Linked DNA regions of Homo sapiens: region 2 is linked to region 1. A link is an interaction called in ENCODE POLR2A ChIA-PET data of the cell type or tissue named here. Cell type or tissue: IMR-90. All regions are shown on one strand.

Region 1 (2,500 bases):
ACTGCACCCGGCCATTTTTGTGTAGTTTTAGTAGAGAAGGGGTTTCACCATGTTGGCCAGGATTGTCTGGAACTCCTGACCTCAAGTATCTGCTTGCCTCGGCCTCCCAAAGTGCTGGGATTACAGGCATGAACCACTGCCCCTGCCTGAGTTCTTTACAATGGCACATTCATTTTCAAGTGACAAGGCTCATTCGCTAAGAATCCCCGAGGGACAGGCCTCTTGCACTGTGCCAGCATCCCAAGCCCCCCAGGTGCTTACTGGGATGACCTCTCCTTCTCACTGTGTGATGATTATCTCATTACAGACTCCTGGCACCCACACTCCCTTCCCAGAGGGTATCTCAGGCTGTTCGAAATCAACTGGGGATGCCTCTGATGGTCAGGCCCAGAGATGGGCTCATGGCCTCTGCCAGCCTGGCTTGGTTTCAGGTGGACCCCAGGACTCAGAGCCAACTGGATGTTGATTGAAATGTACTCGGATCACACCACCCCCTTTACTACCCCCACCCCAAGAACTGAGACCTCAGAGGCCACTCTAGGCATGTGCTATTTGAGGTAATCTGGGTCAGTCAGGCTTCTGGGGTGCAGGTAAAGAAACTTGAATCAAATTTCAAGCAAATACCTCAAAGTTGGAGGGTGATCTGAGGCCCCAGGCATGGCTGGATCCAGGCACTCCACCCTTCCTGTCTGGAATCTTCCTCTTTCCATTTCTCAGCACTGCTCTGCAGAGTTGACTTCATCCTTGGGCAGGATCACTACCAGACTCACACCCTTGACTTCAGAACCCCCTGGGAAGAAAGTGCTGGGTCTTTTTTCCTCATTGCTCTGGGAAGGCCTGGGCTAGCTTTGGCCAGCGATGCTGGCTAGTGTGCCCAGCTCTGTAGAGGAGGTGGCTTTGGCCTTTCTAGAGCCACATGGGCACAGAATGGGGAGGCCTGGGCCCCAGAAATGCCAGGCAAGCACAAGTCTATCCTCACTACACTCCTCTTCTCATGAGCCTCTGCATTCATTCATGGAGCAAGTGCTCTGAGTGGGAGGCTCCTGGATACCCGAGATGAGTATGACTCACCCCCGCCAGGCAGATGCTGGTGTGTGTGGAGAGGCTGACACATTACCAATGACAGGACGGCCGAGTGGGTTCTGTAAATCTAGAATTTTTCTTTTCTTTTCTTTTTTTTTTTTCTTGAGATGGACTTTTGCTCTTGTTGCGCAGGCTAGAGTGCAATGGCGTGATCTTGGCTCACCGCAACCTCCGCCTCTCGGGTTCAAACAATTCTCCTACCTCAGCCTCTGAGTAGCTGGGATTACAAGAATGCACCGCCACGCCCGGCTAATTTTTTGTATTTTTAGTAGAGATGGGGTTTCTCCATGTTGGTCAGGCTAGTCTCGAACTCCCGCCCTCAGGTGATCCAACCACCTTGGCCTCCCAAAGGGCTGGGATAACGGGCGTGAGCCACTGCATCCAGACTCTTTTTTTTTTTTTTTTGAGATGGAGTCTTGCTCGTCGCCAGGCTGGAGTGCAGTGGCTCGATCAAGGTTCACTGCAAACTCCGCCTCCCGGATTCAAGCGATTCTTCTGCCTCAGCCTCCCGAGTAGCTGTGACTACAAATGTGTGCCACCACACCCAGCTAATTTTTGTATTTTTAGTAGAGACAGGGTTTCACCATGTTGGCCAGGATGGTCTTGATCTCTTGACCTCGTGATCTGCCTGCAGTGGCCTCCCAAAGTATTGGGATTACAGGCATAAGCCACTGTGCCAGGCTTTTTTGTTTTTTTTTTTTTTTTTGAGACAGAGTCTCTCTCTGTTTCCCAGGCTGGAGTGCAGTGGCGCAATCTCAGATCACTACCACCTCTGGCTCCCAGGTTCAAATGATTCTCCTGCCTCAGCCACCCAAGTAGCTGGGATTACAGGTACCCACCACCACACCTGGCTAATTTTTGTATTTTTCGTAGAGATGGGGTTTCACCATGTTGGCCAGGCTGGTCTCCAACTCCTGACCTCAGGTGATCCACCTGCCTCAGACTCCTAAAAGTGCTGGGATTACAGGCGTGAGCCACCTTGCCTGGCCAGAGTTCTGTAAATCACTGAGGCTTGTCCAGAGCACTGAGGGGCACAGAGCAGGAGCACCTGTCCAGCCAGGGGAGACTGCGGTTTCATAGGGGAGCCGTGTCTTTGTGCAGTGGGGAGTGGTTGTGAGGGCATTCTAGGCTACACCTGAGGCTCCAGATAGATGAGGCCAGGTACGGAGTATGACAGGTGACTTGAAGGGCTCCTGTAATTGTATGTACATCCCTACTTGAAATTTCATGTCTTGGCCGGGAGCAGTGGCTCATGCCTGTAATCCCAGCATTTTGAGAGGATGAGGTGGGAAGATCGCTTAAGCCCAGGAATTCGAGACCAGCCTGGCCAACATAGTGAAACCGTCTCTACAAAAGTATAAAAATTAGCTTGGTGTGGTGGCCAGTGCCTGTACTCCCAGTTACTCAGGAGGCTGAG
Region 2 (2,500 bases), 190 kb before region 1:
TGGCTTACTGCAGCTTCAACCTCCTGGGCTCAAGCAATCCTCCTGCCTCAGCCTCTCTAGTCGCTGGGACTATGGATGTGTGCCACCACACCCGGCTAATTAAAAAAAAAGGAGGCTGGGCGCGGCGGCTCACGCCTGTAATCCCAGCACTTTGGGAGGCCATGGTGGGCGGACCACAAGGTCAGGAAATCGAGACCATCCTGGCTAACACAGTGAAATCCCATCTCTACTAAAAATAAAATTAGCCGGGCGTAGGTGGTGCACACCTGTAGTCCCAGCTATTCGGGAGGCTGAGGCAGGAGAATGGCGTAAAACCCGGGAGGTGGAGCTTGCAGTGAGCCGAGATTGCGCCACTGCACTCCAGCCTGGGCGACACAGTGAGACTCTGTCTCAAAAAAAAAAAAAAAAAAAATGTAGCAATTAAGTCTCACTGTGTTTCCCCAGACTGGTCTTGAACTCTTAGGCTCAAATGATACTCTTGCCTCCCAAAGTGCTGGGATTCAGGTGTAAGCCACCACGCCCAGTCCCTAGGGTTTTTTTTTTTTATATGCCAGCTTTTCAGTGCTTCTTGATAGAGCACGTGAGCTGATATGAACTTTCTTTTTTGAGACAGAGTCTCACTCTGTCACCCAGGCTGGAGTGCATGGAGTGAAGTAGCACGATCTCAGCTGTCCACAACCTCCACCTCCCAGGTTCAAGCAGTTCTCTGCCTCAGCTTCCTGAGTAGCTGGAACCACAGGCATGCGCCACCATGCCCGGCTAATTTTTGTATTTTTAGTAGAGATGGGGTTTCACCATGTTGTCCAGGCTGGTCTTGAACTCCTAACCTCAGGTGGTCCACCTGCCTTAGCCTCCCAAAGTGTTGGGATTACAGGCGTGAACTACCACGCCCAACCTGATATAAACATCTTGATTATGTAAAAGATTAGTTTTGCAATCCCAGCACTTTGGGCAGCCGAGGCAGGTGGATCACTTGAGTTCAGGAATTCAAGACCAGCCTGGCCAACATGGTGAACCCTGTCTCTACAAAAAATTCAAAAAATTAGCTGGGTGTAGGCCAGGCATGGTGGCTCACGCCCGTAATCCCAGCACTTTGGGAGGTCGAGGTGGGTGGATCACCTGAGGTCGGGAGTTCGAGACCAACCTGACCAACATGGTGAAACCCCATCTCTACTAAAAATACAAAAATTAGCCAGGTGTGTTGGCTCAAGCGATCCTCCCACCTCAGCCTCCTGAGTAGCTGGGACCACAGGCGTGCACCACCATGACCAGCCTTTTTTTTTTTTTTTTTTTTTTGAGACAGAGTTTTCTCTCTTATTGCTCAGGCTGCAGTGTAATGGTGCGATCTTGGCTCACTGCAACCTCCGCCTCCTAGGTTCAAGTGATTCTTCTGCCTCAGCCTCCTGAGTAGCTGGGACTACAGGTGCCTGCCACCATGCCCGGCTAATTTTTGTATTTTTAGTAGAGACAGGGTTTCACCAAGTTGGCCAGGCTGGTCTGGAACTCCTGACCTCGGGTGATCTGCCCACCTTGGCCTCCCAAAGTGCTAGAATTACAGGCGTGAGTCACCCCACTCAGCCACAACCCAGATTTTTGAAAAATAGGCATAATACCTGAGACAGTTCACAGAGAAGGAAAATGGAATGCATTATACATATAAAAGTGTTCCTTTAAATTCAACAACTGAGTTAGTGCTCTTCTCAAGTAATTGGTTAGATACTGGCCAGGTACAGTGGCTTACACCTGTAATCCCAGCACTTTGGGAGGCTGAGGCAGGCAGATTGCTTGAGCCCAGCAGTTCAGTACTAGCCCAGGCAACATGGCAAAAACCCCATCTCTACAAAAATTACAAAAATTATCCAGGCATGGTGGCATATGCCTATAGTTTCAGCTAACTTGGGAGGCTGAGGTGGGAGGATCGCTTGAGCCCGGGAGGTGGAGGTTGCAGTGAACTGAGATCATACCACTGCACTCCAGCCTGGGTGGCAGAGCAAAGACCTTGTCTCAAAAAAAGTAAAGGAGTGAGAGATTGTGAGTAAGCTTTGATTTTTAAAAAAATATTTGAAATACATTTAGTTATATAGGATTTAATTTTTATTAACTTGGTACTGACAAACATTCACAATAATGTTGCCTGAGTTGCCAGGAAGTGCCCTGTCCAGCCTTCGTACCTCTGATTGCCACGCCTGACATTTTAAGAAATAACATGGCCTGGTCAATTTATGTTTCTTTCAAGAATGGGAGGCTGAGCATAGTGGCTCACACCTGTAATCCCAGCACTTTGGGAGGCCAAGGCGGGTGGATCACCTGAGGCCAGGAGGCCAAGAGGCCAAGACCAGCCTAGCCAACATGGTAAAACCCCGTCTCTCCTAAAAACACAAAAATTAGCTGGTCATGGTGGTGGGCACCTGTAATCCCAGCTACTCAGGAGGCCGAGGCAGGAGAATCTCTCGAACCCTGGAGGCAGAGGTTGTAGTGAGCCGAGATGGCACTCCAGCCT

The links. Peaks named below come from ENCODE experiments on the same cell type or tissue, not always from the same donor. Only the 100,000 strongest peaks of a DNase experiment are listed, where the experiment ranks them.
Region 2: POLR2A ChIA-PET joins it to region 1 with 5 read pairs; 2 of 35 experiments call an interaction of 5 or more read pairs at or near these places.

The regions. Positions count from the first base shown.
Region 1 is chr14:103,596,405-103,598,904 of GRCh38, reverse strand. No RefSeq gene overlaps it. Among named protein-coding and RNA genes, the nearest start is that of KLC1, 32 kb to the left of the region's middle. In IMR-90, no CTCF peak of the experiment used is centred here; a DNase peak (open chromatin) is centred at 1,074.
Region 2 is chr14:103,785,563-103,788,062 of GRCh38, reverse strand. All of the region lies in intron 2 of PPP1R13B (protein phosphatase 1 regulatory subunit 13B), which reads left to right. Among named protein-coding and RNA genes, the nearest start is that of PPP1R13B, 61 kb to the left of the region's middle. In IMR-90, no CTCF peak of the experiment used is centred here; no DNase peak of the experiment used is centred here.